Linked DNA regions of Homo sapiens: all the other regions are linked to region 1. Evidence: chromatin contacts called from ENCODE Hi-C or POLR2A ChIA-PET data. All regions are on one chromosome and are shown on one strand. The core of a region is the stretch at or near the end of the contact, and the rest is flanking DNA. Distances in the headings are between cores, read along the strand shown. Region 1 has its middle 89 kb from the start of LINC00485. Region 2 has its middle 46 kb from the start of DRAM1-AS1. Region 3 holds the start of PARPBP (PARP1 binding protein).

Region 1 (3,533 bases), core at 715-3,214:
AAATAAGCAAAAATAAATAAAACACACTGAAAAACCAAATGATTTCATTGATGAGTTTCTTACAAACTTTTAAAGAAAATATAATGCTTATGATGCTAATTAAAAGTTTTGTACATACAGGCCGGGCATGGTGGCTCACGCCTGTAATCCCAGCACTTTGGGAGGCCGAGATGGGCAGATCACCTGAGCTCAGGAGTTTGAGACCAACATGGAGAAACCCTGTCTCTACTAAAAATACAAAAGAAGCCAGGCATGGCAGTGCATGTCTGTAATCCCAGCTACTAGGGAGGCTGAGGCAGGAGAATCACTTGAACCTGGGAGGCAGAGGTTGCGGTGAGCTGAGATCACACCATTGCACTCCATCTTGGGCAACAAGAGCAAAACTCCGTCTCAAAAAAAAAAGTTTTGTACATACAAAAAGTACAAAATTTTGCAGTTGATCCATAAAGTGTCATAAACCTGATGCCCAAAATTGATAAAAAAAATACTGAGGTAAAAGAAAACTCTAAACCATCTTCTCATAAATATGGAAGGAAATGTATATATGAAGTATTAGCCAATTTAATTCTTTAATACAATTCCACCTGGACCAAGGAATATCTAAGTAAAAAATGCAAATAGTTTTATAATTATGAATCCAATAATATATGAGATAAAAAAGGAAATCTTTTGATCATTAAATGAGTGCCCAAAATCTATTTAATAAATCATAATGTGCATTTCTGTGAAAATCTAAAACACTAATAACAGAAGACTTTTCTTAACATGGTAAAAATAACTATCATAAACCAAAGATAACACTTAAATATCAGAATATTTGACAAAAACTAAGATCAAAAGAAATATGTTGCTATCACCACTATTATTATTCATTGGGAGTTCTAATCCCAATGGAACAGGAGTAAAAGACATGGAACAGGTATAAAAGGCAGATGCATTAAAAAGGAAGATAGAGGCCGGGCATGGTGGCTCACGCCTGTAATTCCAGCACTTTGGGAGGCCAAGGCAGGTGTATCACATGGTCAAGAGATCGAGACCATCCTGGCCAACGTGGTGAAGTCCCGTCTCTATTAAAAATACAAAAGTTAGCTGGCGTGTTGATGCGCGCCTATAGTCCCAGCTACTTGGGAAGCTGAGGCAGGAGAATCGCTTGAACCCGGGAGGTGGAGGCAGTGAGCCAAGATCATGCTGCTGCACTCCAGCCTGGGCGACAGAGCGAGAATCCGTCTCAAAAAAAAAAAAAAAAAAAGATAGAATATTATTTTTATTTATAGATGATTTGATACTTTAAAAAGAATCAATTGAAAAACAATTAGTGGTTTAAAAATTTGAGACAATATAAATAATCAAAATTCCTTTATAGATATCTAATAACCTGAAGACATGAAAAATATATCAACTGTAATATATATAAAATATATAAATATATAAGTATGTATAATGGATACATAATAATGTATCAGATATAATATCCATATATCCATATAACTATATGTACTATCCCAATATTTTATATATATTATAAAGTACTAGTCATAAAATACTAGTCATGAACTAAGAGAGGCATAAAAGATTTTAATAAACTGAGAGCTTCTTCTGGAGAGGGTGGGGCCTAGAATAAATTTTTTGAAAAAGTGTTTCTTTACAAATCAACACATAGAGTGAATATAAATAAGCTTAAAATTCAAATGAACAGGCTGTGTGTGGTGGTTCATGCCTGTGGTCACAGCATTTTGGGAGGCTAAGGCAGGAGGATCACTTGAGGCCAAGAGTTTGAGACCAGCCTGGGCAATATGGTAAAACCCCATCTCTACTAAAAAAATACAAAAATCAGCCAGACGTGGTGGTGCATACCTGTAATCCCAGCAACCCAAGAGGCTGAGGCATGAGAATCACTTGTACCCAGGAGGTAGACGCTGCAGTGAGCCAAGATCATGCCACTACCCTCCAGCCTGGGGGACAGAGCAAAACTGTTTCAAAACAAAACCAAAACCGAATATAGGAGTGGAATTGAAATGTGCTTCCTCTTTTATCTTGCTTTTTCTCACCTAACACCTCCCTCTCTAGCCTTGAGTTTATAAAATTCACAGTTGTCACAAGTGTTTCCCTTTGCTGGGCCACCAACCTGGTTTGTCTGGGTTGTGAGGGGCAGAGTGGATGCTGTAAAGAATGTCTCCTCTCCTTGTAGGTGAGAGAAGAGAAGATGTTCCCTCACGTAGTTAATTCTGTGTGTCAGCTGATTACAATGCCAGACAATAGATGCCTTCCAATACAGGGGTGATAAATGTAGGCTAAATGGGAAGTGGAGTCATATTTTCTTGTTCATCTCTGATTCCCCAGCACATAGAAGAGTGATTGGCACATAATAAGCATTCAATAGATATGTGTTTAATAAAGGTTTTCACTGACTTGTGATATCTTTAATATTTTCTCACAGATTATTTGCCTGATATGTAATGATGGTTAATCCACAAATTAGTTAATCCATTGCAGATAACTGAGAGTTGATTATGCATGCAAAACAAAACCACTAAGAAAACAAAATAAAGATTATGCAGAGGGAAAAAAATCAAAGCAAAGGAAGTAATATATCAAAGTGATAACCATGGCTGAGTTTAAATGATGGGGCACTTCTGCATTTTCTAAAATATTTAACAAATATACACTAATTTTATAATAAAAAACAGCTTTTATTTTAAGTATTTTGAGATGTGTTTGCACTTTTGGGTGGATTTCAGATTTTGCTTACATGATGTCATAAAGCTCAATTGATATGGTGGTTTCTTAGACAACCAACAGATCTAATAACAAAGCATAAAACAAAGCAAAACAAAACAAAACAAAAAAACAAAAAAAAATCCCTAGATATCCAGATTTGGAATTTATCCCTAAATGACTGAAATTTTTACTTTATTATTGATTTATTCTCACATTGAAATAGTGCAGAGACCATCTCTGCATGACATTGTCTTCTAATACTATAGATAATAGGGGTAAGAGGTGTACTTAAAAGATGAACAGGAAATAATGATGGCCAATCATCAATTGCTACCCCTCTTCATACTTCTTCTGAACCTAATTTATGTTGCTAGTAGATAATTTATCATCACTGTTTTATGTTGATTCCCCCTCCCCATTGGTGAGGCTGTAAATTACCTGAGAGCAGAAACCATGCCTTGCTCATACACCCCACTCCTGGAATAAGTTAGGCCCCTGTGTCATGCTCTCTCACAATCCCCTGGGCTGCTCTTTCTGGAGCACTCTTCATAATTGTAAGGAGTGTGTTTAGCCTGCGCTCTTTTGACTTTCTCTGGAGGGGTCTCTACTAGAGTAAAAATTCTGGTCTCTTATCCCATCTCAGCTTTTTCTTCTCTTAACCAACAGAGCTTAGCCAGAGGTGTGGCCCAGCTGATTGGCAAGGGCCATCCTGAGTTGGCTGCTGGTCAGATAGGAGAAGGTGAAAGTGGGCACAGATTGCTTGGCAATGGGTGCTATTGGCAGAGAACCTTAATGATGTTTGGCTCTGTCTTTCT
Region 2 (3,533 bases), core at 616-3,115, 720 kb before region 1:
ACATCTCTTAACACTAATGCCTATTCTTCAACCTACTTGTATGATCTCATGCAGAATCTTCAATGGTCAACTGTATCAGTTATTTATTGCTACAATTATGTGGTAACAACCAAGAACAATAAAAAACTGTAAGATAATCAACAGTGAGCATTTATTATTCACATCCACAGCCAGCTGAGAATTGGCTAGGTAGGTCTTCCAATCTTGGCTGGTCTTGCTCATGTCTTGGGTTGGCTGATATATGAATGGAACAACTCATCTCTGCTCCATGCATCTTTCATCGTCATTAGACTATCCAAGTCAAGTTCTTATGTCAATAACAGAGCCACAAGAGAAGGCAAGACCAACCAAGTATTTGTCAAGCCTCTGCTTGGATCACATTTGTTAATATTCCATTGGCTAAGTTCAGAATCCAAAGTTAAGGCCAAATGCTCTACTCAGAGGGGGAGGGCAATGCAAATATATAGCAAAAGGCATGCAATAGGGAGAAAGTGAATAATTGAAGCTACTTTTGCAATATTATCTCACTAGCTGACAGCAAACAGTGGACCTTGTTGATGCATGGACAAGCTTGATATATATTGGTGTAGGCAAAAATGGCTTGCTGCCACACTGCTGCCTCTGACAGAGGTGGCTCTAACAATTAGTGGTGAGGAAAATAATCTTCCTGATGGACAGAGCTTCAAACAGTACACTTTGTCATGATGTTGCTGAAGAAGCACATGGCCTGAGTTAAATACTACAGACTTTTGATCTTGGTAACTGGTTTGGCTGGTCAGGGATAAGAAGGGAGCAATATTGGAAGATTAGAGAAAGTGAGATTTAAGGATGAAGAATGTGGACAAAACTATGGGAATGTGTCCAAAGTGTGGAGATTTTTGTAGGATGAAATGCCAGAAAGAAAACACTCACCTGAGGAGGCAAAAATTAGGTGGACAAGATGATTTCTCCAGTAGATGTCAGCCAGCCTTGTCCTTGATTGCCCCAGGTTATACAATGAGCCCACAAATGGAGTAATCGTGGCAGCAGAGATGCCGGCTATGCTTGGGCCCAACAGCTTGGGCTTCCACACTAATGCTCATCTAGTGATGAGCTAGATGAGCTAGGATTCAGCTACTGCTGAATACCCTATTTGTCGGCAGCAGAGACCAATGATTTGGTACTATTCCTTGAAGAGGTTAACCAGTCACTTGGGAGCAATTTATTTGCATTAAATTCCTTCCACCCTGGAAGAGGAGTAATTCTTTCTTATTGTAATTAATTACTACTCTTAATAGGGGCTTTCCTTTCCTTCCAGCAGCACCTCTGCCAGCATTACCCTCTGATAGCCTACAGGATGTCTATTACCAACATGGTATCTCGCATTACACTGCCTCAGATCTTGGGATTATTTTGTAGTAAATGACTAACAACAGGCGCATGAATTGTTGGATCCACTTGTCTTACCGCATACAGCATCATCCAGAAGAAATCAATCAAATAGAACAATGAAATGGTCTATTATAGGCTCATTGTAGTCACCATCTCAGAGATGACATTCTGCAAGGTTGAAGTGCTAATCTCTAGGATGTGGTAAAAGCACTACAAAAATGGCTAGCATATGATGCCATGTCCTCAGCTGCCAGGATTCACAGATCCAGGAACCAAGAGAAAAGAAATAGGAATGATCCTTCTCCACCATTCTCAGTGACATTCTTTTGTAATTGTGCTTCCCATCCCTGCCGCCTCAGACTTTCCTGGAAGTCCCAGTTCCCAGATGGGGTAGGGGGAAGGAACTAGCACACTTCCATGGGGGAGCACAGTAAGGATTCCACTAAGCTGAATCTACTGCTGCCAATCGGTCCCTTGGGACTGCTCATGTCTGTGGGACAAAAATAGGAAGTAATATGTTAACATGAGGAGCTAGGGTTGTGATTACAAAATGAAACAGGAAGAATGTGTCTAGAACGCAGGTGGTTCACTGGGGCATGTCGTGGTGCTTCAGTGCCTGGTAAGAAACAGCAAACAGATGACTGTGATAATCATAGCCTAAACAGGGCAAAGCAATCAAAGCCCTAGAAAACTTAAAGGATGAAGGTCTGGGTCACTATGCTTGACAACCAGCCTAGACCAGCGGAATTTCTGATATAGAGCAGGAGAAATGTAAAATGGGTGGTGGAAGAAGATGATAAGTACCAGTTTTGGCCTTGCGTTCAGTCATAGTGACAGTAATTGTGGCTTGTCTCACTAATCTTCATGTGTAGATTTTAGAAAGACTGTGGCTGGCCATCACCTTGTGTTATCCCACAGACAAAAGACAAAGTAGACTTAACATGGGACTCAATCAGTTCTGAATTGACTGCATTTGGGTAGACTGCAGCAAATATCTCTTTTGCACATTCCCTCGTCCACTTCCGGTATCAGTCACAGCTACATGGATAGTTCTAGGTGAGTAAGCTTGGACTTGTCCTTTCTGCTTGTGAAATCCCACTGCAAGCCGAAGCCATGTATCTTTCTGCTTCCTGTTCCAAGTCTTTCTTCAACACTGGGGTGCTGCTTTTCCACACAGAAGCACAGCCCAGAAGTGCAGGGATAATTAATGCCCCTGGAGGCAACTCAACTAACGGGGGATGGAAATTGCTTAATTAATGTTCCCAGTTTTATTAGGTGGAAAATTTTGGGAGGCATTCTGAAAGCTTCTCAGAGGGTCTTGGAGCACTCAAACCCCAACTGGCAATCTTGATAACATACTTCTTAAATTTTTTATTATTTTTGAGAGAGTCTCACTCTATCACCCAGGCTGGAGTGCAGTGGTTCCATCTGGGCTCACTGCAATCTCCACCTCCTGGGTTCAAGTGAGTCTCCTGCCTCAGCCTCCCAGTAGCTGGGAGTACAGGTGCATGCCACCACGCCCGGCTAAATTTTGTATTTTTAGTAGACACAGGGTTTCACCATGTTGGCCAGGCTGGTCTCAAACTCCTGACCTCAAGTGATCCACCTACCTCAGCATCCCGAAGTGCTGGGATTACAGGTATGAGCTACCTCACCTGGCCGATAATAAACTTTTAAGTGGTTTTCTCCCTTTTCCTCTCCCTGTTTTTTTACTTCTGTTTTCTGGGATCACCTTGTGAATGACCTGTATACACCCAAGTCCTTTTCTCAGGCTCTACTTGCAGGTGAACTAAACTAAAATGGGCACAATTAGTTAAATGCATTTATATATTTTTCACATAAGTACTTTAGGAATTTTCTAGACTGTGTGTAAATAACTATGAATAATAATTATTTATTTGCAAGGTGAGGTGAGAACATTTTAATCCTGCACACATTTTTTTTTGTTTAGGTAATACAGGAGTTGATGGCAACGATGGTTACTCATTATGAACCACACTGAAACGACCTTCAATTCAATTTCCATCTGCTAATAAATATAGTCAAGTGCTGCATAATGTTTTGGTCAACATCCCCTAAGATTATAAAACCATATTTGACTGCACCTTTTCTACATTTAGATACACAAATACCACTGTGTTACAACTGCCTACAGTATTCAG
Region 3 (3,533 bases), core at 458-2,957, 620 kb before region 1:
AATCCACAGTGTAGGCAGCATTTCTTGAGGCATCTTGCTTCATCTTGTATGTCAAAATTCAAGCAGTTGTGAAAATTAAATAGCCTTCTACTGGACAAGGTCACGAAACTGTGGATTAGAGCACAGGTACAATTACAATGGTCAATATGTTAGTCATTCAGCAAATGCATCAAAATAAGGTTGTGGTGTTACAATGAGACAGAAAGCTCAAAAGAAACATTTAAAGTACTTATCAAGGGACAGAAACTGCAGGAAAAATATTAAATCTAGTTATTAATGGTTCCACATTTGCTCCACAGCTCTTTCCCATATCTGTGATTCTAGCAGACAATAACACTGCAAAGTTCTGTTTAGATTATCTAAAACAAATAGTATTTCATCTGAAGATGGAATCATTTTAACAGCAAATGTTAATAAAAATTAATAACTTTTATGAACCACTATTTGTAGGTACCATATTAAGCATTTTACTGACATGATCACATCTGGTATCTGTACAAATCTAAAGGCAGGTACTACCTCTGGTCTCCATTTTGTAGATGGAGAAACTGAGGCTTCAGTAGGTTAACTAACTTGCCAAGCTCATAAGCAGGGCCAGGATTTGGAAGACTTCATTGTGTGTGGAGAACCAGCGCTAATGAAGAAAAAAACAGCCTCCTGGCTTGAAGGAGACCACAGTTTAGGGATAGTTATGACTCAACGTGAAAAGGGCTATAATATAAACAGATAGAAAATACAGGATCTGTTGTTAAGGAGTACCAAAATGTGTGATATAAAAATAATGTTCAGGGGGTTGGGCGGAGGGAGAGCATCAGGATAAATAGCTAATGCATGTGGAGCTTAATACCTAGGTGATGGGTGTGCAAACCACCATAGCACACGTTTTACCTTTGTAATAAACCTGCACGTCCCGCACACGTATCCCGGAACTTAAAAATTAAAATAATAATATTCTTAAAACTAGGCAGAAGACCTTAACCTGTCAGGGACTAGTGTGCATTCTGGAAGTAGCATTCCCACATGAGAATTATGGGTTTTAGAGTTTTTGGTTTTTTAAAAAATTCGACACAAGGGTTGTCCTGAAAACAGCTGGACTCAGTAACAAACATATCAAGCACCTTAAGAGTATGTACTGAGAATGAGTCCCACCTCGAGACGCTTATAAACTAGTAACTTTAGGAATGGACATCAGGGACTGGAGACTTTTGAAGGGTGACCAGCAAGTGTTATGGACACGGAGACAGAGAGGTATAGAAGTGCAAGAGATTCGAGGTCACGAAATTGTTCCGTCCCTACACCTACTGCTCATTAAAGCAGTGGCCGGGGCCTCACCGTACACGTTGGACAGGACTTGCCCCTGTAAAACTACAACGGCAGAGAAGAAGGGAGGGAACAAGATAAGTCTCTGCAATGAGCGCCGACACCTCTCCCCGGGCCAGGCGAGTTCCTCAAGACCCCGCTCCCACCTCCCGGGGCCCGAAGTGGGAAGGAAGAACTCCTGGGAATAGAGTGGCAAGGCTGGGCGGCCGGCAGAAAAGCATCCCGGCCTCTCGGGCTCCCAGCTCGATACGCACCGCAGAGCGCCAGGAACCGACCAGAGGCAGGCTGGTCTTCCTTGGGGGCTGCCGCGACGCGCTGTGGCTCTGCTTCCGGGTCGGAGGGCGAGCGCAGCGATTGGCTCCCGGGGCCTCCCGCGAGGTTTGAACTGTATTCAGCGGCGACAGCGGCGACTGCGGCGGCCGCGGGAGGGCATCCCGTTGGGGATCCTTCCGCACACTGAAGAGTACGTCTTCGGGTCTACCCCTAATCACGTAAGTCTCGCGTCTGCCCTACCTGCCCTGTCGCATTTTTAAGTGGTGATTCAGGCTGTGGCTTTTGAGGGTGTTTTGCACTGTAATACCTCGGTCGTAGCAAAGTGCCGTGGGACCGAAGTATTATGGTGCAGTGACTTGACGCTCGAGCCTGGTTGGGCCTGGGGGCTGTAGGCGGAGTTCACAGTATCTAGCGATGGAGCTGGTAGGTCCTGAGGGTTCGTCTGCAGCTTGGAAGACAGGCCCGTAGAGGCCTGCTTAACTTCCATTAGTTAGGCAGGAAACCTGGGTTCTAGTCCCACTATGTACACGGACTCCAATTCCTCAACTTTCTCCTACTCCTGATTAGTTACAGCCTCCCAAGGAACCTTTGGGACTTGCACTCGAACACTGATAATGATGTTGAGTGCAATTTTTAAATTGAGCACCTACTAAATGCCTGGCACTAGGTGGGTTATGTACTTGTTTCACTAACGTCTCATTCTGTGAGGTAGGAATTCCCTTCCTGGTTTTGCAGGTGAAGAAACTTATGCTCATTAGAGATTTTAAATACCGAAGGACTACAGGTCATAAAGGGGGAGCCTGGAAGTGATATCTGACTCGGAAGTGTAGTTCTTTCAACCATTTCACACTGCCTGCCCAGTGACAATTTTCTGTCTCACAGTTTTTGCTCTAGAGCAACTTGGAATCCAATTTTTTAAAAACAAGTGTTATCGCTGCTGCCTTTGGCTACTGTTTTTTTGTATAGTGCAGCCTGCCATTCAGAGTGCTTGCATATTTATTGTCTCATTGACTTCTCACAAGGGACTGGAAGGCAAGTATTTCTGTGTGATGATGCCTCCACCTAGGAACCACGTGTAAGGCTTATGGCATAGGCTCCCACAGCCAGCTAGCTACAGGAAGAGCTGGGACTAGACCAGGGGTTGGCAAACTGGCTGTGCTGCCTGTTTTTGTGCAGCCAGCTCCTGAGCTAAGAAGGAGTGTTACGTGTTTATATGGTTGGGGGAAAAAATGAAAAGAATAATGTTTTGTGATGTGTAAAAATTACATGAAATTCAAATTTCAGTGTCCATAAAAAAAGTTTTATTGGAGCACAGCTATACTCATTTGTTTGTTTATGTATGTCCATGGCTATTTTCACACTAGAAGGTCAAAGTGAGTAGTTGTGCATGCCTCAAATATTTACTGTTTGTTCCTTTAGAAAAAATTAGCTGATCCCTGAATGAGACTCTTGGTTTTCTGTCACCATAGTAATGCTCTTTTTTTTTTTTTTTTTTTTTTTTTTAAGACAGAGTCTCACTCTGTCACCTAGGCTGGAGTGCAGTAGTGCTATCTTGGCTCACTGCAACTTCCGCCTCCCTGGTTCAAGCGATTCTCCTGTCTCAGCCTCCCAAGTAGCTGGGGTTAGAGGCACACACCACCACACCCAGCTAATTTTTAGTAGACAGGGTTTCACCATGTTGGCCAGGTTGGTCTCGAACTCCTAACCTTAGGTGAGCCTCGGCTTCCCAAAGTGCTGGGATTACAAGTGTGAACCACCATGCCCAGGCAATGCTCTTTTACTTTTAACTCAAAACAACTTAGAAACTCATAATGCATGATAATAGCTAATGTGCTTTTATACATGCCAGGCACTGTTCTAAAAGCTTTACTTGTGTTTATGTCGTTGACTTGTCATAAAACCCTATGGGATAGGGTTTTCATTTTCATTATGAGGAAGCT

The links. Hi-C counts contacts between places; a loop is a spot of excess contacts on that map. ChIA-PET counts read pairs that join two places held with the same protein, here RNA polymerase II (POLR2A). Pooled maps may share reads with other maps.
Region 2: a map with no recorded cell type shows a loop between it and region 1 (9-fold over the local background). The contact joins two enhancer-like sites. A Hi-C loop is called at or near these places in 2 of 37 single-sample maps with no recorded cell type and 3 of 50 pooled maps. POLR2A ChIA-PET finds 5 or more read pairs at or near these places in 1 of 52 experiments (H1).
Region 3: a loop to region 1 is called in a pooled map, with 4 times the contacts of the local background. The contact joins the promoter of PARPBP here to the enhancer-like site in region 1. A Hi-C loop is called at or near these places in 1 of 37 single-sample maps with no recorded cell type and 5 of 50 pooled maps. POLR2A ChIA-PET finds 5 or more read pairs at or near these places in 2 of 52 experiments (BJ and PC-9).

What each region holds. Positions count from the first base shown.
Region 1 is chr12:102,733,352-102,736,884 of GRCh38, forward strand. No RefSeq gene overlaps it. Among named protein-coding and RNA genes, the nearest start is that of LINC00485, 89 kb to the right of the region's middle. Within about 2 kb of position 1,965, at least 2 of the 41 ENCODE cell types and tissues checked have a DNase peak (open chromatin) inside an H3K27ac peak, as active enhancers do.
Region 2 is chr12:102,008,491-102,012,023 of GRCh38, forward strand. No RefSeq gene overlaps it. Among named protein-coding and RNA genes, the nearest start is that of DRAM1-AS1, 46 kb to the left of the region's middle. Within about 2 kb of position 1,866, at least 5 of the 41 ENCODE cell types and tissues checked have a DNase peak (open chromatin) inside an H3K27ac peak, as active enhancers do.
Region 3 is chr12:102,118,476-102,122,008 of GRCh38, forward strand. It overlaps PARPBP (PARP1 binding protein), which reads left to right and starts at 1,708. Exons shown (of 11, transcript NM_017915.5): 1 at 1,708-1,811. It overlaps NUP37 (nucleoporin 37), which reads right to left and starts at 1,639. Exons shown (of 10, transcript NM_024057.4): 1 at 1,575-1,639; 2 at 1-108. The coding sequence starts at 43. RefSeq lists enhancers at 1,440-1,509, 2,554-3,111.